6 separate regions of the Homo sapiens genome follow, and regions 1, 2, 3, 4 and 5 are each linked to region 6. Evidence: chromatin contacts called from ENCODE Hi-C or POLR2A ChIA-PET data. All regions are on one chromosome and are shown on one strand. The core of a region is the stretch at or near the end of the contact, and the rest is flanking DNA. Distances in the headings are between cores, read along the strand shown.

What was found. A loop is a pair of places that touch in the nucleus more often than their neighbours do. ChIA-PET counts read pairs that join two places held with the same protein, here RNA polymerase II (POLR2A). Pooled maps may share reads with other maps.
Region 1: a loop to region 6 is called in a map of CD8-positive, alpha-beta T cell, with 24 times the contacts of the local background. The contact joins the promoter of CFAP97 here to the promoter of ING2-DT in region 6. A Hi-C loop is called at or near these places in 11 of 168 maps with a recorded cell type or tissue (B cell, CD14-positive monocyte, CD4-positive, alpha-beta T cell and 6 more), 10 of 37 single-sample maps with no recorded cell type and 22 of 50 pooled maps. POLR2A ChIA-PET finds 5 or more read pairs at or near these places in 2 of 52 experiments (T-cell and naive thymus-derived CD4-positive, alpha-beta T cell).
Region 2: a pooled map shows a loop between it and region 6 (4-fold over the local background). The contact joins the enhancer-like site here to the promoter of ING2-DT in region 6. A Hi-C loop is called at or near these places in 2 of 50 pooled maps. POLR2A ChIA-PET finds 5 or more read pairs at or near these places in 2 of 52 experiments (HEK293 and HEK293T).
Region 3: a loop to region 6 is called in a map of CD8-positive, alpha-beta T cell, with 8 times the contacts of the local background. The contact joins the promoter of ACSL1 here to the promoter of ING2-DT in region 6. A Hi-C loop is called at or near these places in 2 of 168 maps with a recorded cell type or tissue (CD8-positive, alpha-beta T cell and ascending aorta), 15 of 37 single-sample maps with no recorded cell type and 18 of 50 pooled maps.
Region 4: a loop to region 6 is called in a pooled map, with 6 times the contacts of the local background. The contact joins the enhancer-like site here to the promoter of ING2-DT in region 6. A Hi-C loop is called at or near these places in 4 of 50 pooled maps.
Region 5: a map of CD8-positive, alpha-beta T cell shows a loop between it and region 6 (25-fold over the local background). The contact joins the promoter of UFSP2 here to the promoter of ING2-DT in region 6. A Hi-C loop is called at or near these places in 3 of 168 maps with a recorded cell type or tissue (B cell, CD8-positive, alpha-beta T cell and naive thymus-derived CD4-positive, alpha-beta T cell), 2 of 37 single-sample maps with no recorded cell type and 12 of 50 pooled maps. POLR2A ChIA-PET finds 5 or more read pairs at or near these places in 1 of 52 experiments (T-cell).

The regions. Positions count from the first base shown.
Region 1 is chr4:185,201,710-185,205,696 of GRCh38, forward strand. CFAP97 (cilia and flagella associated protein 97) reads right to left here and starts at 2,291. Exons shown (of 5, transcript NM_020827.3): 1 at 2,189-2,291. It also overlaps a transcript of SNX25 not described here. RefSeq lists silencers at 1,824-2,593, 2,203-2,374 and enhancers at 3,134-3,243, 3,354-3,443.
Region 2 is chr4:184,505,205-184,508,871 of GRCh38, forward strand. LINC02427 (long intergenic non-protein coding RNA 2427) reads right to left here. Exons shown (of 3, transcript NR_147158.1): 3 at 1,256-2,172. Among named protein-coding and RNA genes, the nearest start is that of LINC02427, 31 kb to the right of the region's middle. RefSeq lists an enhancer at 1,660-1,869. Within about 2 kb of position 1,552, at least 6 of the 41 ENCODE cell types and tissues checked have a DNase peak (open chromatin) inside an H3K27ac peak, as active enhancers do.
Region 3 is chr4:184,824,712-184,828,347 of GRCh38, forward strand. It overlaps ACSL1 (acyl-CoA synthetase long chain family member 1), which reads right to left and starts at 1,257. Exons shown (of 21, transcript NM_001995.5): 1 at 1,205-1,257. It overlaps LOC105377587 (a long non-coding RNA gene), which reads left to right and starts at 1,460. Exons shown (of 3, transcript XR_939564.4): 1 at 1,460-2,260. RefSeq lists enhancers at 506-575, 1,826-2,329, 1,936-1,985, 2,156-2,435 and a silencer at 746-1,705.
Region 4 is chr4:184,761,351-184,765,594 of GRCh38, forward strand. It overlaps ACSL1 (acyl-CoA synthetase long chain family member 1), which reads right to left. Exons shown (of 21, transcript NM_001995.5): 15 at 3,503-3,575; 16 at 1,817-1,905; 17 at 1,057-1,173. Among named protein-coding and RNA genes, the nearest start is that of CENPU, 29 kb to the left of the region's middle. Within about 2 kb of position 2,286, at least 8 of the 41 ENCODE cell types and tissues checked have a DNase peak (open chromatin) inside an H3K27ac peak, as active enhancers do.
Region 5 is chr4:185,423,348-185,427,484 of GRCh38, forward strand. It overlaps UFSP2 (UFM1 specific peptidase 2), which reads right to left and starts at 2,617. Exons shown (of 12, transcript NM_018359.5): 1 at 2,519-2,617. The coding sequence starts at 2,521. It overlaps CFAP96 (cilia and flagella associated protein 96), which reads left to right and starts at 2,907. Exons shown (of 8, transcript NM_001114357.3): 1 at 2,907-3,049. RefSeq lists enhancers at 2,381-2,490, 2,561-2,920.
Region 6 is chr4:183,502,040-183,505,874 of GRCh38, forward strand. It overlaps ING2-DT (ING2 divergent transcript), which reads right to left and starts at 2,476. Exons shown (of 3, transcript NR_033995.2): 1 at 2,137-2,476. It overlaps ING2 (inhibitor of growth family member 2), which reads left to right and starts at 3,019. Exons shown (of 2, transcript NM_001564.4): 1 at 3,019-3,328. The coding sequence starts at 3,157. RefSeq lists silencers at 2,101-3,140, 3,361-3,835.

The sequences.
Region 1 (3,987 bases), core at 1,041-3,540, 1.7 Mb after region 6:
GTGACTCGCTTTATTCCAAGATTTAATTTATTGTGGTGGTCTGCAAGCAACCAAAATATCTCCAAGGTATGCCTGTATTTACCGTCCCATAGTTTCAATCCCTAGAGGTCTAACCCTCCACCTGGTTTTATGATCTCTTCATGTCGTATCTCCACAGTTTATCATCTTTTAAACACCGTATAGAAACTTTCTGGCCTATCCACTTCTTTTCTAGGAAAGCCCTGTGTCATTGTAAAAATTAACATAAAATACGTATGCCTTTTCTCCTGTTAATCTGCCTTACAGCCCCAGCTGCAGACCCAGCTAAAGGAAAAAGGATTTTTGTTTTTCCCCCCATCCCCTACACTTGTCTCCTTGCCAGACTGGGAGCTCCTCGTCACTTCCTCATCTTTATAACCCCAGTACCCAAAGGAGAACCTGATGAATTTAGTCATTCAAAGAATGTTTATCCCACAAAGGAGTTTGGAGTTAGGAGATTTAAGATTGAGCCATGCTCTTTGCTACCCACGAGGGTAGAAAAATCGCCTTGTATGTGTGTGGCTGGGCATGGAGGCTCATGTGCGGTGGCTCATGTTACAGTCTCATGCCTGTAACTTTGGGAGGCCCAGGCAGGCAGACCACTTGAGCCCAGGAGCTTGAGACCAGCCTGGCCAACATGGCCAAACCCCACCTCTACAAAAAATACAAAAATTAGCCGGGCGTTGTAGCTCTCGCCTGTAGTCCCAGCTACTCCGGAGGCTGAGGTGGGAGAATCGCTGGAACCTGGGAGCTGAGGCTGCAGTGAGCCGAGATCAGGCCACTGCACTCCAGCCTAGGCAACAGAGTGAGATCCTATCTCAAAAAACAAACAAACAAAAAAAATCACCGGGTTTCAACCCAGTTTCCTTGATAGTTTCCTGCCATCTTCCCCCACCCCTCCGGAAGCACAAACCACAACTATGCCTTTATCTGCATTTCCATGATAAGGTCATGCAGTCCCCAAGAGCTGGAAGCCAGCTGCCTCCCTAAGTGGTCACAGTTCATGCGCCCTGGTGCATAGTCCGGTGCCTGTGAGACTTTTCAGGTTTAAATTTTAGTTAATAATATCCAACAGAGTTACTGTAAAGATTTCGACACTCATGTGACTTAATTTACAGGAAAATTTACCCAACAATCCCATCCACTGAGCAATTCTTTTGATAACATTTACTACGAGGTAAGTGATTCAATTTACCAGAGAATAAGAAAAATGACTTAATAAAGTAGTTAAGATTCTCTTTACAACAGACTAGGAAAGGATAAAATTAAAGGATAGTTCATCAGACCATAACAACCCTTTGGTGCTCAATCAAGACAGAGTTTTGCCAGGAGGGGCATGGCTCACGCCTGTAATCCCCGGACTTTGGGAGGCCAAGACAGGAGGATCGCTTGAGCCCAGGAGTTGGGAGGCTGCAGTGAGACATGATCGTGCCACTGCACTCCACCCTGGGCCACAGAGCGAGACCCTGTCTCAAAAAATAAAAATAAAAAAAAGAGACAGGTAAGTTTTTATCAAAGCTGCCTGAGAGTCACTGGGCACGCCCCACTTGCCAGGTCCTACAGACCAGCAATAACAAGACTAATGCTTTCACCAAACATCAGGAAAATACACAGAAAAGCACCGGGCACTTTTTAAACTGTCATCTTGTTACTGTGACAATACATTTCTGTAGTTAAACAGCACAGTAGGCCTCCAACAAGATGCCCAATTGGGTACATGAAAATCCCGGCCCAAATTAAACACCTGTTTCCAGGAACGCTAGGCTCTTGTCTACATCCCCTACCGTCCCCGGAAGGCAGATAACCCCTCGGGCCTCGTGGGTTAGGTTCGAGTCCCTACAAGTAGGAAGAAGTCGTCAGGGCCCGGCATGTGGTCGCGGCCCAATCTCAATTTAGGGCTGATCCTGACCCTCAAAGCCACCCGGAACGCGCGAGAGGGCGGGACCCGCCATTCTCACAGGGGACCGGGGTGGAACGGCGCCGCGACCCGCCGCCGCGGGCGCCCCTGTCGTGGGGGCGCGGTCTCCCACCGTCCGCGCAGGCTTCGTTAAACCCACCCCGAGTACTCGCCGCCGCCTGGGCTCCGGAGCGGGGAGACGGATGCGAACGGAAAGGAGCGTGGCGGGCGCCCCGCGAGCAGGGAGCCAGGAGCCGCTCGCGCGCCCCTCACCTGAGAGCCGCGGCCACCACAGCCCCACGCGCGGCGCTGGCGCACTCCCGCGGCCCTGAACGGGCTCCCGGCGCCGCGCGCCCGCGCTTCCGGAGGCGGAGAGAGCGGAAAGGGAAAGGAGGGGCGGCGTGGGGCCCGGCGCTTCGGGAGAGGCGGGGGCGCACGCCGGGCCTCGTGCGGCCCTCGCGGCGGGCGTCACAGAGCGCGGCGGGCAGGCGGCCAGGCCGGGGCTCCACGCGGGCGGAGTGGAGGCCGGGCCAGGGACGCGCACACTAGAAGAGCCGCGGAAGAAGGCGGTCCAGCCCGCGTGGTTGCCATGGCGCCCTAGAGGCGTTACTGCTGCTCCCGGCTGCCTAGGGCGGCGCGGGTAGGCCCCGTTGTTCTCGTGCGTTAATAGGGAAAGCTGCCTTGATTATCTTGTAATTCTCTACCAAACCAAGAATAAAAAAGAACGGCGGCTGTGTGTTTGTGATATTTTCTATCAGCAAATTTCAGTTCATACCACTAGTTAGTTCTGTGGACCAGAGGCTGGTTTCAGAATGGAAAGACCTTTGCCGAGTGGTAAACGAGGTGGGTAGTTAAAACAATCTAAGGTAAAAATGATCTCTGCAGAATATATTGAATACAATAACTTCTCGTTGAACTCTCAGGTATGGTAGGATGATGGCACCCCAAAAATGTGCACCTCCTAGTCCCCACAACACGTGAATATGTCACCTTATGTGGCAGACAGGATTTAGCTGATGTGATTAAGGATCAAAATGGGAAGATTAACCAGGATTATCCAGTGAACCCCATGGAATCACAAAGGTCCTTATAAGATGGAGACAAGAAGTTCAAAGTCAGTAGTGGGAGCTGTGAGCACAGAAGCTAGAGGTTGGAGTGATGTCAGAGGCAATGAGCCAAGGAGTGCAGGTAGAAGCTGCAAAAGGAGGAAACGGATTCTCTCCTGAAACCTCAGGAAGGAACTAGAGCCTGCAAATTTTGATTTTAGACTTAATACCTTAAGCACTGTAAGACAATACACCTGTGTTGTTTTAACTACTGAATTTGTAGTAATTTGTTATAGCAGCAATGGTATACAATCCAGTAGTTAATAAATATTGTTCACATCTAAGTGCAAAGAAGGGTAGGAAATATGGGTCTTACCCTGCCTGTCCCGGGGAGTTCCAGTAAGGATTGTCTATTTTCGTCCTTCACAATGCATTTTGTACTTGTTGGTCTTAATTACCAAAAGTATAATCAATTCTCTTTTTGTTGCCTAAAAGACAGCATTGGCTGGGCGCAGTGGCTCACCCCTGTAATCCCAGCACTTCGGGAGGCCGAGGCGGGTGGGGCCCCCTGAGAGGAGTTCAAGACCAGCCTGACTAATATGGTGAAACACTGTCTCTACTAAAAATACAAAAATTAGCTGGGCGTGGTGACGTGAGCCTGTAGTCCCAGCTACTCGGAAGGCTGAGACAGGAGAATCGCTTGAACTCCGGAGGTGGAGGTTGCAGCGAGCCGAGATCGTGCCACTGCACTCCAACCTAGGCAACAGAGTAAGACTGTGTCTCAAAAAAAAAAAAAGCAAGAATTTCACTTTCTTTTAAAGTGCTTAATAAAACTGTGTTGGCACCACTTTCCAGGGATAGTTGTTAAACTGTGGTTGGCCCGGCGCGGTGGCTCACGTTTGTAATTCCGCACTTTGAGAGGCTGAGGTGGGCGGATCACCTGAGGTCAGGAGTTCCAGACCAGCCTGGCCAACATGGTGAAACTCCGTCTCTACTAAAAATACAAAAATTAGCCAGGTGTGGTGG
Region 2 (3,667 bases), core at 302-2,801, 1.0 Mb after region 6:
ACAGTCATTCATATGCATATATACCTTGCAAATTTCCAAGAAGAAAATATAGCATGTGGCATGTCTCAAACTTGATTGTTCTATAGAAAATGTTATGAGCTCAACTGTGTCTCCCTAAAACTCACATATTGAAGCTCTAACCCCCAGTACCTTAGAATGTGATGGTATTTGAAGATAAGCCTTTTAAAATGGGAATTAAGGTAAAAGGGGGTCAGGAAAGTGGGCCCTAATCCAGTTTGACTGGTGTCCTTATAAGAAGAGGAGGCTAGGACACAGACACAGACACTACACGTGTGCACACACAGACGAATGACCATGTGAACACACAGCAAGAAAGCAGCCACCTGCAAGCTGCCGGGCGTGGTGGCTCACACCTGTAATCCCAGCACTTTGGGAGGCCGAAGCAGGTGGATCACGAAGTCCTGAGTTTGAGATCAGCCTGATCAACATGGTGAAACCCCATCTCTACTAAAAATACAAAAATTAGCTGGGCGTGGTGGCAGGCACCTGTAATCCCAGCTATTCAGGAGGCTGAGGCAGGAGAATCGCTTGAACCCAGGAGGCAGAGGCTGCAGTGAGCTGAGATTGCGCCACTGCACTCCAGCCTGGGTGACAGAGTGAGACTCCATCTCAAAGAAAAAAAAAGAAAAAAGAAAAGAAAACAGCCACCTGCAAGCCAAGGAGAGAGGATTCAGAGAAACCAAGCCTGCCAATATCTTGGTCCTGAACACCCTGCCTGCAGAACTGTGAGAAATCAATTTCTGTTGTTAAAGCTCCCGTCCATGGTGTTTTGTTACGGCAGCCCTAGCAAACTCATGCAGAAAACCTCTTACTATCTGCATGATCTGTTTAGGATGTGCTGAAATAGTATTATTCACCATTTCAATACTATTTTATTTATTTATTTTTATTTTTATTTTTTTGAGATAGAATCTTGTTCTGTCACCCAGGCTGGGGTGCAATGGCACGATCTTGGCTCACTGCACCCTCCACCTCCTGAGTTCAAGCGATTCTCCTGCCTCAGCTTCCCGAGGAGCTAGGATTACAGGCACGTACCACCACGCCCAGCTAATTTTTGTGGTTTTTTCTAGTAGAGATTGGGTTTCACCATGTTGGCCAGGCTGGTCTGGAACTCCTGACCTCAGGTGATCCGCCCACCTCAGTCTCCCAAAGTGCTAGGATTACAGGCGTGAGCCACTGCACCCGGCCCAATACTATTTTATTAAAGCTTTTCTATTTTCTTATTTTCTAAAAATAAGTTTATTTTTATTTATTGGTTATCTAGTATCACTGATTTCTAAGTACTAACTTTCCCCATCTTTGTGTGAGTTCTTTGCACCTGATTCACATAAATCCTTGAATGGTACCTACTCTATAAATAGACAAACGCTTCCCGTGCATTCTCAGCCTGCATTCATAATCCCTCCCTAACCAGCCACTGCGGTGGCTTTGTACTGTGTCAATGTACCTAAGCTGAACTATGTTTCTCAGAAAATCTGAGCAAAATTTGGAAGGCAGAAGTGAAACAGCAGTCATATTTACAGTCAAAGTCTGTGTAGGGCCAGGCGCTGTGGTGGCTCACACACAATGCCAGGCAGCCACTGGCTCAATGTATTGGTACAGGGCAGCAGCTGTGCCTGCAGTTCCTCCAGCTCCCACCAGAACTGCTTCTTCAGCTTCACTGAATCTTGGGTTTATGAGCAATTCCATGGTGAAGGGCACCAGCTCCTCTGCAGGTCATCTTCATCATCAGCGCTGGAGTGTTGGAGGCCTGAGAGGCTGACGTGGAAGACATCAGTTTCAGTCCATCCACAGGAGTTCCATCTCCTCCCTGCAGGTGCAGCTCACGCCTACTCTCTCCCACTGCACATCCATTTGCCAGCCCTGCTGACTTCAGGCCCACTTCTGGACACAGGGGCAGCAGGTTGCAGCTTTCATAACAATGTGTATCCTAATCTCTTTAATAAATTCCTTGTTTTGCTCAAGGTGGTTTTGCTTCTCTGATCAAACTTTAATGATACAGATTTTGGAAACATCATAGGTGCTGCTGCAGTTAAAAACCTAAAATGTGTGGCACTGGCTTTGGGGCCAGGCAGCGAATAGAAGGTAGAGGGGCCTTGAGAAGTCTGTCAGTGAGGCCTTCAATAAATATGATGAAAATATTGTTGAAACCTGGAAGAAGGAAGACAGGTTTGTGTAGCGGTGGGAAGTTTAGCAACATTGAAACCCAAGATAACTTGGAAAATAGAAAATGTATCAATGAGCTGTATGACTGAGTGGAGGGAATTGACAGGCACACGGGCCACCTAACTTCTAGCTGCCACAATAAAATAAGAGAGAATGGGCCAGGCGCGGTGGCTCACACTTGTAATCCCAGCACTTTGGGAGGCCGAGGCGAGCAAATCACGAGGTCAGGAGTTCAAGACCAACCTGGCCAACATGGAGAAACCCCGTTTCTACTAAAAATACAAAAATTATCAGGGCCTAGTGGCGGACGCCTGTAATCCCAGCTACGTGGGAGGCTGAGGCAGGAGAACTGCTTGAATCCGGGAGTCAGAGGTTGAAGTGAGCCGAGATTGTACCGCTGCACTCCAGCCTGGGCAACAGAGTAAGACTCCATCTCGAAAAAAAAAAAAGAAATGAAAATAAAAAATAAAAATAAATAGGCTGGGCGCGGTGGCTCACGCCTGTAATCCCAGCTACTTGGGAGGCTGAGGCAGGAGAACTGCTTGAATCCAGGAGTCAGAGGTTGAAGTGAGCTGAGATCGTACCAATGCACTGCAGCCTGGGCGACAGAGTAAGACTCCGTCTCGAAAAAAAATAAAAAGAAATGAAAATAAAAATAAAAATGAGTAGGCCGGGCGCGGTGGCTCACGCCTGTAATGCCAGCACTTTGGGAGGCCGAGGCGGGCAGATCAGGAGGTCAGGAGATCGAGACCATCCTGACTAACATGTTGAAACCCCATCTCTACTAAAAATACAAAAAAAATTAGCCTTCTGTGGTGGCGGGCACCTGTAATCCCAGCTACTCAGGAGACTGAGGCAGGAGAATGGCGTGAACCCGGGAGGTGGAGCTCGCAGTGAGCCGAGATCGCGCCGCTGCACTCCAGCCTGGGCAACAGAGAGAGACTCCATCTCAAAAAAGTAAATAAATAAAATTAAAAATAAATAAAAAATAAGAGAGAATGGATATGAGCTAAGGAACCCATGGCAAAATATAAAGGTGGCAGGACTTGCAGGATTTGAAAAAAGGAAAAAAAAAAAAATGGTTTGCCATTCCCAGCCTCTCCAAATGGCAAACATCTCAAAAATTAAGAAATGGCTTGTGGATCTGGTTCTAGTTAAAATGGAGTGAGCCGATGCCATGGTAGCTCCCCAACAGGTTACTTCTAAGAACCCCAGAGTGGATACATAAAGCAACTTAATAGGGACTCTGCAAGGAAAAAACAGCAGGTGGGTTGGAGAGGGAGAGCCGAACTCCAAGAAAGATGAATAAGGTGGTAAGTTTCCTCTTCTTCCCCTTCCATGTCTCTTGACATAGATTCAGGGCAGCCAAACCCAGAACTGCTTAAGTGGCAGGGACAGGAAACATTTCAAGAGAAATTCTCTCTTTCCAATCAATGGAATAGGAACAGGCATCCCTGCATGGCAGAGCAAGTGAGGGAAA
Region 3 (3,636 bases), core at 7-2,506, 1.3 Mb after region 6:
TCTGATGGCGAGCAATGGTTCCTTAAAAAGCTCCATCTTCTCAAGCCTACCCAGCACAGACCTACAACTCAAACTTTAAGTTTTAGCCAGCCTAACCTTCCACGTCCACTTGAAAAAAGAAAAAAAAGAAAGAAACAATCAACCGGAAGCCTTTGATTTTTTTGCTAGCAAGAAGCCAATAATTGTTTTCTTTGGGACAATCACAGGTTAAGTTGTGAAATGGGTGGCAGAAACTGCAAGATTTAACCAGTTTCTCTCAACGCTAATCAAAGGTCAAGAAAATAAAAGACAGGGCAGTGAGAGTCGCGGGACTTTAGACACTCCTGCACCAAGAAGCTTAAAAGTCTTAGCCAGGGCACTAGAGAACGCTTTTAGAATGGTCACTCTTAATTATGCTCCATAACCTTGAAATTGGACTGAGTGGGGAAGGGGTTTCCACACTCTCACAACGCACCGACTGGGGGAACGCCTGTCCCCAGACTCGAATCCACGTGTCCATTCAAGTCATCTACCGCCACTCTCCGTCTACGCTGCCAGGTGACAGACATCATCTTTGCTTCTCAATTTCAAAAAATGCCAGCACTCCTTAGATCAATGACTCCACGGCCAAGTGCAAGGGCCACGGGCACTCCTCTGGAGTCACCGAGAGAATGTCTGCCTCTGGCAGCGGCCTCTGAGCTGCCTGTGGGCCTCGTGCCGCCGCGCTGCGTGGGGCCGGCATCTCAGCGGGCGCGAGTGCAGTCTCGCCCCACGCGCGGTCCGAACGCCCGCGAGCCCGGCCTCTGGGCAGGCGGGGGCCGCGGACGAGGGCAACGTCAGCGGCCCAGCTGGGCCACCTCCTCCCAGCCGAAGCGCGGCCTCCGGCTGCTTCGCCGGGCCGGTCCCCGCCGCCGCACACACAAGGGTCGGTCCCGCGCGCATCCCCGGCCGCGCACCAGCCCCGCGCCCGCGCCGCCCGCGACTCAGACACAGGAAGCTGCGGCAGCACGGGCACCCCGGAGGCCTCCGGCTGCCGAGGGAAGCGGGGCCGCGGGCAGGAGGCCGGAAAGGCGGCGCGGCCCCACGAGCCTGGGGTGGCTCACGCGCCTCCGCGGCGGCCGCTGCTCCGGGCTCGGCCCTGAAGGGCAACGTCAGCCGGCGCCTCGGCCGGGGCCCGGGCACCGCCGCGGGAGCAGGCGCGGCTCCGCACGGCGGGCGCACTCACCTCCTCCGTGGACCGGCCGCTCCGCCGCCGGCTGTCACTGCAGCCCACTCCCTGCCCCGCGCCGGCTCTGGATGCTATTTAAGGCGCCGCTGGCGCCGCCGCCTCGGCCCGCTGGTTGCGCCCCCGCCACCGCCGCGGCTGAGCCAGGATGCTGCTGGTGCGCTCGCCGCGCCGGCCCCGCCCTCCCGCGGCCCCGCCCCGCCCGCAGGCCCCGCCCCCGGCAGGCCCCGCCCCGCCGAGCGCCCGGCCGCCCTCCTGTCTGGGCGCGCGTGGCTGGCGGGTGGCCGGCGGTCGAGAGGCTGCGGCGGGCGAACGCCGCTGGAGTCGCCCAGACTGCCTCGGATTTCATAATGAATCTGAGGAAGGACAAAGGGTACATTGGACCGCCTCAGCTCAGAGGCCCCGCGGACCCTGGGCCCCGCGATGCCCGAGGGGCGGGCGGCGCCCTCCGGATCCTGCACCCTCAGCCCGTGCCCCGCTGGCCTCCTGGCAGGCCGGGCAGAATTCTGCTGCGAGGGCCCTGGAGGCAAGGGCCTTCCTCTCCGTTTTTCCTTGACACTGACGGGCGCGGCCCCACAGGGTTTCCCCCACGCTCCCTGGCCGGAAGACCTTTTCTGTCTGGTGTCTGCAGAGCCTGACGTGGGCAGCGCCCGCAGCTCGCGCCGGTGCAGGGGAGCTGAGGGCCGACTGCGCGCTGCACCACGGCGGCCACCTGCTGTGCGGTTCTGAGGGCTTCCGCGGTTCTGAGGGCTTCCGCGTCCCTGCCATGCCCATCTTGGGGCTTCAGAAGCCAACACGATGGTTTTCGGGCTCACATCCCAAAGGCTGCTCTTCCTTTTAGCACCTGGGACCTACCAGGAACCTCAACCTCTAACAACATTGGTCCCCGTTACCGTGGAGTTTGCGCCCAGCGTTCGCTGGAGGGCCGTTTGAAGAATGATTGTTGTCGTAAAGGCCTTTGATAATAATAGATACTGTTTACCCAGTGCTTGATGCCAGGCATTGCTACAAACACTGCGTACACATTATTCTATTTAATCTTCATAACCCAGTGAGGTAGGTACTGTCATTACTGTCCTTTCACAGAAGAGGAAGCTGGGGCACAGAGGTTAAATGCTAGTGAGAGCAGTACCACACTTGGCACTCAGGCTGCCCCCAGAGTGTGGGCACAACCAACGCAGGGCTATGCCTGGGCTGCAGGCAGGGGAAACTGACCGTGGTTCGCTCCAGGCCTCAGCCACACTGCAGTTCACTCCCACAAATAACTGAAGGACTTTCCCTGGGTGTCTCCCACAGTGTGCTGGGCGCAGTGGTGCAGTGGGGTGAGGACAACGCACACACCAGCAACCTCTCTAGCAGCTCAGTCCTTTTAGATCTCCATCTTCCAGATCTAGAAAAAATGGACTCCACGTTCGTTTTCACTGGTTCCCGCTTGGCTAATCCCTGGTTTTTCTGTCCAGATCTCGCCTCCCCATCCGTGATTTTGTCATCTTTGCCTCTCCTTTTTCCTCTTCTCCAACCGGTCCCTCAGCCCCAGAACCTCTGCAGGCACCTCCCAAGTTCTGTGGTCTATTGTTTTCAAGGGCTGCTGGAACGAAGTACCACACACTAAGTGGCTTCAACAACCGAAATGTATGGTCTGTCCTGGTTCTGGAGACTAGAAGTACAAAATCACGGCGTGGGAGGGCTGGCTGCTTCCGAGGCCCATGAAAGAGCATGTGTGCCCGGCCACTCTGACTTGCAGATGCCCATCTTCTCCCTATGTCTCCTCACACCATCTTCCCTGTGGTGTGTGTGTGCAAATCCCTTCTTTCTATAAGGACACCAGTCATACTGGACTAGGGCCCACCCGAATTGCCTCATTTTAACTTGATGACCTCTGTAATCATGAGGTAATGTCCAAGTAAGGTCCCATTCTAAGATACCTGAATGCCCAGGCACGGTGGTTCATGCCTGTAATCCCAGCACTTTGGGAGGCCGAGGCAGGCAGATCAACTGAGGTCAGGAGTTCAAGACCAGCCTGGCCAACATGGTGAAACCCTGTCTCTACTAAAAATAAAAAAATTAGCGGGGCATGGTGGTGCGTACCTGTAGTCCCAGCTACTCGGGAGGCTGAGGCAGAAGAATTGTTTGAACCCAGGGAGGTGGAGGTTGCAATGAGCCAAGATCACGCCACTGCATTCCAGCCTGGGAGACAGAGCAAGACTCTGTCTCAAAACAACAACAACAACAACAACAAACCCCTGAACATATGAACTTGGGGAATGTGGGGGTGACAATTCAACCCGTAACATGTGGATGGTCGTCACTGGCTGTCTCACCTTACGTCTTCTCCTCAAGACACTTTTCTTTTAAACTGGGTGCCTCTCCCTGGGCTCTAGCCCTTAATGAGGTGATTTCCAACTCAAGGCTGGGAAAGGCACACAACCCAG
Region 4 (4,244 bases), core at 1,036-3,535, 1.3 Mb after region 6:
TCTAATCAATACAAATTCCAAAGAAATAAGCACCTAAAATCTACAAGAATCTGCCAATACACAGTAATAAAAATTATATTTGTAATTTTAGGGCTTGCAATCAGCATCATAATAACTTCGAAACAGCAGATTACTGGTCAAACCAACAGGTAGGACAGGTCAGGCTTCTTGCACAAGCTTCTCACTCTTAAGATAGACTCTTCAGAATTTCTCTACAGTAAATGGTTCTGAGACTACATTCAACTAAATTCAAGGAGTTCGCCTAATCTGTGAAACACCCTATTTTTAATGAGATGACAAACCTAAGAAACACATTTATTCCCAAATCCTTACCCATCCTACATTGCTGGAAGTCTACCACAACTTCCCCCAGATCTTATTTAACTGAGGCCTCAACATCACGGCTCAGTACGGATATTGTAAAAAAGCCACTGTCTCTTTGTATTCCGGTTGAGAAGCAACAACCAGAATTGATGTTAAGCATCAAAACGGGCCAGGCGCGGTGGTGGCTCACGCCTGTAATCCCAGCACTTTGGGAGGCTGAGGCGGGTGGATCACCTGAGGTCAGGAGTTTGAGACCAGCCTGGCCAACATGGTGAAACCCCGTCTCTACTAAAAATATAAAAATCAGCCAGGTGTGGTGGTGGGCACCTGTAATCCTAGATACTTGGGAGGCTGAGGCAGGAGAATCACTTGAACCCGAGAGGTGGAGGTTGCAGTGAGCCGAGATCACGCCATTGCACTCCAGCCAGCCTGGGTGACAAGAACATGATTCCGTCTCAAAAAAAAAAAACCCCAAAAACACAACAAAGAAACAAAAAAGCATCAGAACAAAACATATTCGCTGAAGTGAAAGTGAAAATCCAACCAAGGATGCTAAGTGTAACCCTGTCCCCTGCAGGAAATGGAACAGTCTACATCATACCACTCACCAAGGAGGAAGGGAAAGAGAAAATTCAGGGTGCCACTGCCACATGGCAGCTGCACAGTAGATAAGACATTTTCTTCCCCACAGTGGAACTGAACTGTTTGTGACCTGAGGAGGCGGCAACTTACTGGTAACCATTTTCCAATGTCCCCTGTGTGTAACCAGCCGTCTTTGTCCAAAGCTTCTGCTGTTTTCGCTGGGTCCTTCAAGTAGCCCTGAAATACATTTGGCCCTTTCACACACACCTAAAGAAAAGAAGATCATCAGTGAACAGCATTTACTGGGGTTTTTCCAGAGAAAACTGGTGTGTGCATGTGTGTACGTGTGTGTCTGCCCCAACCTTTAGCTGGAAGCCCTAAACTCCAGGATGCAGAGGGAGTTACCAGAGCCCCACCAGGGTCTGCGAGAGATCTCCAGTGCCCCTACTTCCCTTCCTGAATTACCTCAGCTCTGGCCGATTTGTAGGGCAAATGCTTGCCCTAGGTTCTGGCTCAAAGCTGTTGGAAAGCCCCGCAGGGGATGAAATCACTTTTAAGTAATTAGGCTTCCCATCCAGCAGCCAGCAGCTCACTAATAGGTACCCAGGGCAATCAACAGGCAGGACCTTCGTCCCAGGAACTGAGGCCACCGGGCCTTTCTTTGCAGGCTCTCCAGCCCAAATCCCTATGAGGCCTGGCAGAGGAAGACAGGCATCAGTGTCCCTCCTGCCCACTCCCCGAGAGCTGAACATAAATGTACCCTCAGAAAGAAGCCTGGCAGACTCCAGGATCACCAATGAAGTCAAGTTCAATGGCTTTATTGAGCTGTTGGGAAATACCACAGCATTCGCAAAGGCCAGCGATCACAGGAAATGGCAGCGAGGGAAAATGACTGACGGTTTTCACTCACCTCGCCCTCGCCCTCGGCAGCCATGTAATTCATTTCTTCCACATCAACAAGTTTTATCAAATTGCACGGCATCGGGGCCCCAACATGGCCTGTATATTAAATAAGCAAATGGTCATTCCTAAGGGAACTACTCATAACCTCAGGTCAAATTATTTTGATAGCAAACAGGATTCCACATAAGAAAAACGGCTGGGATAAACTTCTGATTTCTGCAATTACAGCCATTCTCTTCCTAGTATAATTTAAGAGAGTCTATTCTTAGACTAGGGAAGAACATATTTAGTGTCTTCAGGACCTTTTCCAAGTGTGATGCTCTGAGTTATTTATGAGTAATTTGGCCTCTATGTGAAGGTTCCTACAAACACCTGGAAGCAGCCTCTCTCAAACCTTCACTCGGCTTCCACCCTCCGATCGCCCCCACCCATTACTTGCACTCATCTTACACAGAATTCTTAGCATCCTGTTCTCTGTAAGAAGAGAGAACATATGCAGCTTTGGCAAACCTCACGCACCACCTGGTTCTGATCAACACGGCCTTTATTTCCTTGCGTATGAAGAAGCATGTCTTACAGTTTTTACTAAGACGGGACAGTGCTTATTTCTACAGCTAACTTAACTCTCTTGCCAAAGGCTGTTAAGACTGGGCTGTCTTTTCCAAAAGCAGCAACAACAGACATTAGATATGTTAGATATCACATTAGATATCACAAATAATTCTTCCTATGTTTTAATAATTTGAGCTTCTAGAGATCAGTATTCCAAATTCTCTGTTAAGGAAACTGAGGTTAAAAATTAAACAAATACCATAAAGAAGATTCACAGACTGTCTGCGTTAATTCCAGGACAATGATGTTAGTGGACAGTGCTAGGTTCTAGAATATATGTTACTAAATGGTGCTAATACTTATAATACTCCAAATAAGCTGGGAAGTTTATTTATCACAGTGTAGAATTTACTACTCAGGTGACACAGAGGAAGCACAGAAGCTCTGCAGTCAGGCCGGGGTTGAAATCCTGGCTCCAAAGCATAATGCCGCGTAAATTCTCATACATCATTTATGTGTTACTTAAGCAACAATCTATAATTTCCTCTGAGAAGTACCAGAACTTATCTCACAGGGACACTGTTGGGGTTACACTGACATTAGGTACATCCTAAGCACCCATCACAGAGGCTTACCCATGACAGATGCTCAATTATTTTTGTTTGTCCTCCTCCTTTTTCCTTTTGAGAAATGACTTTTTGAGAAAAAGGACTTGTATTTATTCCTATTGGTAGTCCCAACACCTAGCACAGCACACAGTACAAATTCAATAACTATTTGTTGTTTAAAATGACCAGCAAATAACGAGACCCTACTCAATTACTAGGAAGCTCTGTTGGGCCAGACACTCTCAATCTGGAACACAGGGCCCCTCTCAGATGTCACTAGTAGAGTCTAGGCAAGTCTCTGCTGCCACCAGCTTTACAGTCAGATCCCCAGCGCCACCCCTCAGTTGCAGGAGGTGTTCTCCCCACAGTGCCCTGACTTACAAGAGTGTTTGCCCCCAGAGCCTAATGATCAGAAACATAGCACTTTTGTTTAAGATGGTTAATGAACCAGTCAGTGATTAACCCAATTCCAGACATACCAATAACCCAGTATGAATAACAAAATTCCAAAAAGGAGCCTCCTACAGCCATACCTGCGGTCCAGTCTCCAGGCATGGTCAGGCAGCACCCGGCAGTGCACTCTGTCTGTCCGTATCCTTCATAAAACTGGGGCACCAAGAGATGCAACATTATTAAGGAGAGCACAATCACACCTTTACTGGAAGTGCACAAGCAATGAAGTCTCACTAACTCCCAAGTCATGGCTGACTGGTGAAATCTCATTTCAAATGGTCTGTTCAGTAAGTTCATTCAATGGTCCAGTGTGCTTTACGCCAACACCAGCCGTCACCCAGGTACACCTTCTATTTAACTTCCAGTGGCCAAGCGAGGGAGAACCCCTATGTGACTGGTCACCACCCAGCAGCAGTGAACTCCCTTGGCCAATTCACAGGACATGTACCCCACACATGCCCCGTCTGCCACCAAATCCTCCTTTCTCCCTTTACTACAGGTTGTCAGCATGGTGTGCGGGTAGGCTCATCACCTGTGACCCATTCCACAGCTGCATACCTGCTTCTAAAGGTTGTCTTGCACCTGATCCTAGAGAAAATTCAACAAATGGCAGACACACACATTCCCCTGCCTAGGGTAAAAAATATACATATGGTTGCTTCTCCAAGCAACCTAATAATAACATATCTTCCAAACAAACATAACACACACACACAAAGTAGGGGGTGGGAAGGATAGGGGTGATGTTGGTGAAAGGACACAAAGTCTCCATCAGGAGGAACTGGTTCAAGAGCTCCATAGCACCACGTGGTGACTAGAGCT
Region 5 (4,137 bases), core at 1,367-3,866, 1.9 Mb after region 6:
GGAGTCAAGACAATGAGAGGAAACTCATACTGAGGGTGGGATATCAACTGGTGGAATCCTTCAGAGAATATGGCAGTAAGAATCAAAGGTTTATATTCATAGGCTTGATCTAGTGATATGCATTTAGAATCTCAGACTTAGTCTAAGAAAAATCTGAAAAACACACAAAGATTCGGGTACATGGATATTAACCTAACTGCCAACAATAGATTGGTTAAAAAAAATAGGAATATCATATAGCCATAAAAAAATCATGTTTTTGCTGAAAATTAAAAGGCACAGGACAATGCTTACAACTTATAAAGGGAAAAGAGCACTTGCAAAATGGAACTAATCAGTTCTTTACTTGGATCCATATACTGTTTCAGGTAGTTGATGATATATCACAAATGACATGTATCATTGTTTGTGTACACATATATACACACACAGATACACATATTCATACATATATACATACATATATACACACACACACACACGAGAGAAAGAGACAGGAAGGGAGAAAGAGAGCGGGAGATTTCTTTTGGGAAGAGGTTTCAAAAATTTCATGAGACTCTCAAAACATATCTCTCAAACAGGCTGAAGAACCATAGTACACACTAAGACCCCTATTTTGAAATAAATGAATAAGTACTAACATTTACTGAGCTCTTCAAATGTAAAACACAGGCAGGGTGCAGTGGCTCACGCCTGTAATCCCAACACTTTGGGAGGCAGAGGCAGGAGGATCACTTTGAGCCCAGGAGTTAGAGACCAGACTGGGCAACATAGGAAGACCCCCATCTCTACCAAAAAAAAAAAAAAAAATTAGCTGAGTGTGGTGGTCTGCACCTGTAGTCCAGCTACTCGGGAGGTTAAGGTGGGAGGACTGCTTGGGCCGGGGAGGTCAATGCTACAGTGAGCCATGATCACACCACTGCACTCCAGCCTAAGCAACAGAGCAAGATCTTGTCTCCAAAAAACAAAATAAAATAAAACAAAAACATGTAAAAGGCACTATGCTAAACATACATACTTACTCCAATCCTCAGAACAGTATTAAATAGGTACCAATACAGTTTTTCTCATTTTACAAATCCTTTGTCACATTTCTATAAGGGTCACTGTTTTTATTTATTCTAAAATTGTAATCTTTTGAAAGATCATATACCCTTTGTCCCAATTCTACTTCTGAGAATTTATTCTAAGGAAACAATCAAGAAAGTTCAGGACAAATTTAGCTTCATGTTGTCCATTTATTCTACCGTTGTTCATCACAGAAAAATAAATGGAAACCACTTAAATAGCTATTAATAAGAAATCAGTTAAATAAAGAATACTACCAAACAAACTAGTATGTACCCATTTAAATAAAAAATATTTAAAGATACTGAAGATAAAAGTTAGACAGGAAAGAACAAATTTTAACTCTGCTACTTACTGTACAATTTTACACAATTTAACTTATCACTTAAGTCTGTTTCTCTTCTGTAAAACTGGAAAAATACACAACTTCCCAGGGTTGTTATGAAGATTCCACAAGACATCATTCATAAAAGCACTAGTCTTCCTAGACTTCCGAATTAGCTGAGATACTCTCTGAAGAAATAATACTGAGGCTGAGATCTGAAGGGTGAGTGAAGGTGCAATAGCCCATTCCAGGCAGGGCCATCGATGAGTGAAGATCTGCTTAAAAGACCACTTAGGTGACTACCCCAGATGGATAGATCTCAAGGCCAAGGATGGTAAGAGTGGCGACAGTGACAACAGACAGACATTTAGAAGTAGCATCTATAGGACTTGATTATTGACTGCATGTCGGGGAGTTGAGAAGAGGGAGATGTCAAGGATGATTTCCAGGTTTTGGGCAGGCACAACAGGATGTATGGTGGTGCCATCTACAGAGTTGGGGGTTCCTGGAGGAAGAGCAGGTGTGGGCTGTGGGGAAGTGGAAATGCTCAGTTTGGAACTTGCTGAGCTTGAAATACATATGAGCTATCCAAGTGGAGGCACGGTTAGCAGATTTGTGGGTCTGGAGCTCAGAAGAAAGGTCTAACTTAGAGATAAAATTTTAGGAGAACGCATAGGGTGTAAAGCGTCCCTGAAGAGCACCACCATTTAGGATAGGGATTGGAGAACCTTGCTGAGCAATGAGACAGGAGAGAAACCAGGGGAGGGAAATACCACGGGAACTAGGGGAATATAATATCCGAAGAAAGTTGCGCCTGTCCCAGGTTAAGCCCTTCTTGCAAGGCTTCAAAAACGCCGAAGTCTCTCAAAATACTTTCACACAGAGAAGTAGCAGGGGGTGCGTGTCCAAGGTGGCCGAGGCGGGGTGCACACTTGTGTAGGGCACTTTCCCCCCGGCCCAGCGCGGAGACAGGCGAACTGGAGAGCCGCCCTGCCCACGCAGCTCGCAGCTGCCATCTTGGACCCCGGCAGGACCAGCTCCTTTCAGGCGCTGTGAAGCCCGCTCGTGGCGGCTGCCAAAGTCCGGGGAAAAACACAGGGGTCGGTGACGAGCAGAGATACTCACCATGTCCGCGACGTGGCGGTGACACGGGCGCTGACGCCTGCCCAAAAGTTCCGGGGGCCGGCCCTGAAGTGGTGTCACCGCACGGCCCAGGGGCGGGGCCCGGGCGGACCAACTACAACTCCCGACATGCTCGGCGGCATGACGTCACGGAGCGTACCACACCGCAGTCCCTCGCGGACGGCGAGGCGGGGCGGGTAGCCGAAGACTTATGTTTGGTAAATTCTATTAGTTAAGTCTTTTCTGTCCTACAGAAGCTCACACATCCTTCTGTGTGTTCTTCGATGCGGATTCGAATCTCCTCGTATCCTCCCACAGCGTGCTTGGAATGGATTCTCCCGTACCCGGGGCAACACATCACACAATAAACGCCAGCTGTGGTGGAACGTGCAGAGGCGCTGCGCAGCCCAGGCGTGTCGCGCGCTTGGGAACCCTCGCCGCTCCCGCAGCGCAGTTAACGTGGACAAGCTGGGGCAACCTGGACGAGCTGGGGCAACCTGATCTCGGCTGTCGGAGTGGGTGTCCTCAAGAAAGGTGACTTGGTCCTCGCGGACGCCAGGTGTTGCCCCTTAGATACCTGCCACCTCCCAGCCTCCGTTTCCTCTCTGGGAAACAGACTCCTCATCACCTCCTCCAGTTTTCTGCCCCTTCTTCACCTCTCCTGACGCTCCATCCGTACCTTTTGCAAGGGAACGTGCCATAATTCGGCTATGCTCTATTTTCTTGTCTAATAGATTGTAAGCTCCTTGCGGGCAGCATCTATGCCTTCTTAAATCTGTTTCTAGTTTCTACCAGCAAGCTTGCCCCGAAGGGGATTGCAGAATATCTGTTAAATAAGTGAATGAATAATTTTGTAAATGTTGCTCAATAAGAGTTAAGTAGTGGCGGGCCGGGCGCGGTGGCTGACGCCTGTAATCCCAGCACTTTGGGAGGCCAAGGCAGACGCATCACCTGCGCTCACGAGTTCGAGGCCAGCCTGGGCAAAATGGTGAAACCCCTGTCTCTACTAAAAATACCAAAAAAAAAAAAAAAAAAAAAAAAAAAAAAAAAAAATAGCCGGGCATGGTGGCGGGTGCTTGTAGTCCCAGCTACTCGGGAGGCTGAGACAGGAGAATCGCTTGAACCCGGGAGGCGGAGGCTGCAGAGAGCCAAGACAGCTCCACTGCACTCCTAGCCTGGGCAACAGAGAGAGACTCCGTCTCAAAAAAAAAAAAAAATTAATAAGAAAAAAGTTAAGTGATGGGAAAGTTCTAGGCAAGAATTTCTTCCCTCCCTCCTCCCTGGCTCGCTTGTGTGCCGGGAGCTGCGCAGATGCGGGGATACCGTGAGAGGGAGGAACCTGTCTCAGCTCCTGCCCTTGTGCCGTGGAGCTTTGAAATATAAGGTAAATGAAAGTACTAAATCTTGACTGAAGTTTGGTTTTAAAGCATCTCTGATTAATGGAAGAGGTAGGATGTGGGGAAGGGCGTTGTATTTAGTTATGTTTCAGTTTAAAATGAATCTTCACTTGCCCCTTTGGTGTTACGTATTAGCAATGATTCATGCTCAGGTGAGCCAGTTTCAGGCAGGCTTGCAGAGAGGCACTCAAACAGCTTGCTTTAAATTTAAGGTAAAAGGCCGGG
Region 6 (3,835 bases), core at 1,226-3,725:
AAAACAACTATTATATTTTACCTATTCATATTATTCATATTTAAAGTATTTACAGATAAAATGATAAAAATCCAGCAAGAGTGAGGGAATGTGAAGGGCTATAGATTAAATAATCTTAGCCATATGTTGCTAAATGTTGAAGCTGGGTAGACGGTATATAAGGATTTATTGTAGTATTACTTTTGCCTTTGAAAATTTCCATAAAAGTTTAAAAATATTAAAAAGTAGAAAAAAGAAAAGGATTTCATTTATTTGATCTGACTCAAACAGAAGCTGAATTTTCTCAGCAGGCATCTTTAGGAATCTTTCACCATTACTTGCCAGTTTGTTTTCAACCAGTTTGAAGTTGTTGCTCTCCCCAAGAGACAGGTACGGAGGCGTACACATTTCCTGCCAGGGACCTCTTAAAGTCAGACTTAGAAATTCAAGGTAATCCCAGACTAATTTGGGGAGATCAGTTACTTATCTTTTTTTTAGGGTTGCTTTATGGTAGATAATACACTGTAGAGCAAATAAAATGCCTTTTTGCTTTATTCACAGGATTAAATACCATAAATTAATTTCTAGTTGCTGAGAACGGGAGATTTTAAATTTTGCATTTAGAAGACAAGAAATTCAATCTGAAGAGGCCCCATATTTCCAGTTAAGTGACCACTCAGAAGGGAAGGACAGCGCTCAATAACCAAGGTCAAGAGTTGGGTTTAGGGTTTGTGGCGATTTTTTTTGGGGGTGGCAAGAATAAGCCGTAGATTAATCTCTTAAAATAAATATAGCAAGAAAAGCATGCCTAAAATAATTCATACATATACATATATTATCATATTACAGTGTTTTACAGTTTTAGATCAGTACCAGCTAAAATATTCTTTGGATTGTTTTTGCTTTTTTACCAGCCTGTTCAACAGAATTATAAAAGGTGACAATAATGCTATAAATGTCTCCTATCCCATGCTCATCCCTCCTCTCATCTTGCTCTGTTTCTGGAGTACTCTAGGTATTCTGCATCTTTGCCTTTTTCCCCTTCTAGTTTCTAAACACATTTCTTATCTACTTGCAGATCACTTATCAGACTGAATAAAATCCATAGGTACATTCGGTGTCTGACCTGTAACAAGGCACCCCACATTATTTTGCGCCTTTGATAAAGACCAGCTTATTCAAACTTGTGAGAAAACAAAAATAGCAGGGTTCAAGTAAAAACCAGTAAAATTCAGTTCTTCACAGTGGCGGTTTTTTGACAAGACCCGGCCGAAAGATTTCACGAACAGTAAAATCCCAGAATGTTCTCAGAAATACTATCCACTGTACTGTCTGGGTTGCTTAATACTGGCCCAAACCTCAGTGTCCTAGGATAATAACCCAAGACAATTTCCCAGTCCTTTGAAATAGTTGACGTCCCAAGATGTCAAATTGCCTGGAGTGCTTTATTTTGGTTTGAAATTTAAAATTTCCTCTAGATAAAGATCTAGATTTCTCTTTGCAAGTCAAAGGCTAGTTACTATTAACAGCTGTTTCAAAAGTGCTCTAAATAGGTCACCATTCAGGTGTACCAACGCTGCAAACTGGATCTAAGAAGATCCAAATTTGTCACCACTCACTCACATTTTAACTCAAAGGTAGTACTCACAATTGGCCTTGTTTACATAGGCATTCCATTAAAATTATCCATGCATTCATTCTATTTGCACCCATTTCTTTCAAAAATGTCCATCTGTAATTAAAATCAGCTCCTCTGCCTGACATCTCATTTACACTACACCGAAATTAAACCCCACTAGGAGATCACGTAGATTATGGGGCCGAGGGCCCGCCCGCTGACTAGGTTTTCACTCGCGTCTCCTCCATGCCCCAGGTCCCCTCCGATTGCAGTCCTGGGGCAGGACTGAGCAAAAAGTCCCGTAAAGCTGGCGTGTGCCCCACTCCGCCAGGAAGCCTCACCGACGTCCTGTGCTTAAATGTTCTGACACCCCCCAAAAGCAGTTGTTTTTAAAGGCTGTCTGTGGGACCAATGCGTTGTCAAACAGATGCCGTCCCGCATCCCCTCCCCCTAAATGACACAGAAGATTCCAGCGTAGGGGAAGGGCCACGAAACCCGCAGGGCACACGACGCCGGGGGCCGGAGGGAGCACCGCCTACCTCCCTGATCAAGCCCCGCGGTGCCGGGCGAGCCCGAGGGCCCGGCAGGAGGCGGGCGGCAGCCCCAGGCGAGCTCGGAGGCGGCGGGAACGCAGCCGCCGCGCATGCCGGGAGCCGCACGCCGCCCGCCGGGGCGCGCAGTCCCGCAGGCCTCGCTCCAGGTCGTCCGAAAAGGAACCGCCTGCTGCTCCTTTGCAGGCTCGCGAGGAGCCGCACTCGGACCGCCTGATGGGGAAAAAGCCGGTGTGGCCGGGCGGAGCGAGCCGAGCGGAGCTGGAGCTGCCCCTCCCAGCGGGGAGGACGGCACGAAGGACCGAGCCGCCTCCCCTCCCGGGTCCCATTCAGACGCGAGGCGCAGAGACTGGCTCCCCGGGCTTCCCCTTTAAGGGGGGCGGGGCGCGGCCTGCCGTTTGGCCGCCCCCCACACCCTCCCCCGCTAGCCCAGAGCCGGCAGACCAATCGCCCGGGCGGCGGAGCGAAGGCGGGAGAATGCGAACCCTCCGGTAGGCGGTAGGGGCGGGCCCCGGCCTTATTCGCAGGGAGCGCTGCGCAGGCGCAGAGGCGGCCGCGGGCGGAGGGGCGGGGGCAGGCTAGCGGGAGGCTCTCCGTGAGGCACGGAGGGTGACTGGGGACAGGCGGGCGGCGACGGGCTTGTCATGGGGATCCGGGCTGCGAGACGGCACTCGTAGCATCTGGGGACTCCGAGGGGGACAGGAAGTGTCAGCGCCCGGGACCCCGGCGCCGGCCCCGCCGAGGGGATCCCCACTGCTCCGGTCCTGGAGCGGGAGGGGAGAAAGGAGGGAGCCCCGGTTTCGCCCCGCCCCTGGGCTGGTGCTGCGGGGGCGGGGAGTGAGGGCTGCTCTGGGGGGAGTGGAGATCGGGGAGCGCGGCCGTGCCCTCTCGAGCGGCTGCGGGGTCCCCGCGGCGCCGGGCTGCTGAGCTGAGGGCCCGCGGCGGCCGCGGCCGGTGCATGTGCGGCTGCTGGATGCGGAGGCGGCGGCGACGGCGCGGATCGGCAGGATGTTAGGGCAGCAGCAGCAGCAACTGTACTCGTCGGCCGCGCTCCTGACCGGGGAGCGGAGCCGGCTGCTCACCTGCTACGTGCAGGACTACCTTGAGTGCGTGGAGTCGCTGCCCCACGACATGCAGAGGAACGTGTCTGTGCTGCGAGAGCTGGACAACAAATATCAAGGTAGGAGCCGCGGGGCTGCCGGCCTCGGGAGCCGGTGGCGGGGAGCCTGTCCGGGGGAGTGCCACCTTCCCTTTCTCCCGTGACAGTCTCCCCGAGCGCACCGAGGGTCTGCCGAGCGGGACTGGGAGGACTGGAGACCGGGTTGGCGGCCCTCCGTGGCCCCGCGGTGGGCGAGTACTTCTCTGGGGTCCCCAGAGTGGGGGTGGGGGCCGCTTGTCAGCCCCCGCTGCAGACCCAGCGGCTGCAGCTGCCGCTGAGGGGAATCAGCCATTTTAAGCAGCAAGCATTTGTTCAGGCGCTGGCCCGCCCCGTGCCGCAGACCCTGCGGCCCCGGCCCGGGACTGCAGCCGGGCAAGGGTCGGAGGGAGTGAGCGGCCGGGCTCCCGCTGGTCTGCGGGGCGCGCTTCCCCACCTCACTCGCCCCCACCCCGGAGTGCGGGTGCTTTGGAACGTGCGGGGGGAGGGGGCGAGAGGCCGCGGAGGCGGACTGAGGGGGCCTTCCTCCGC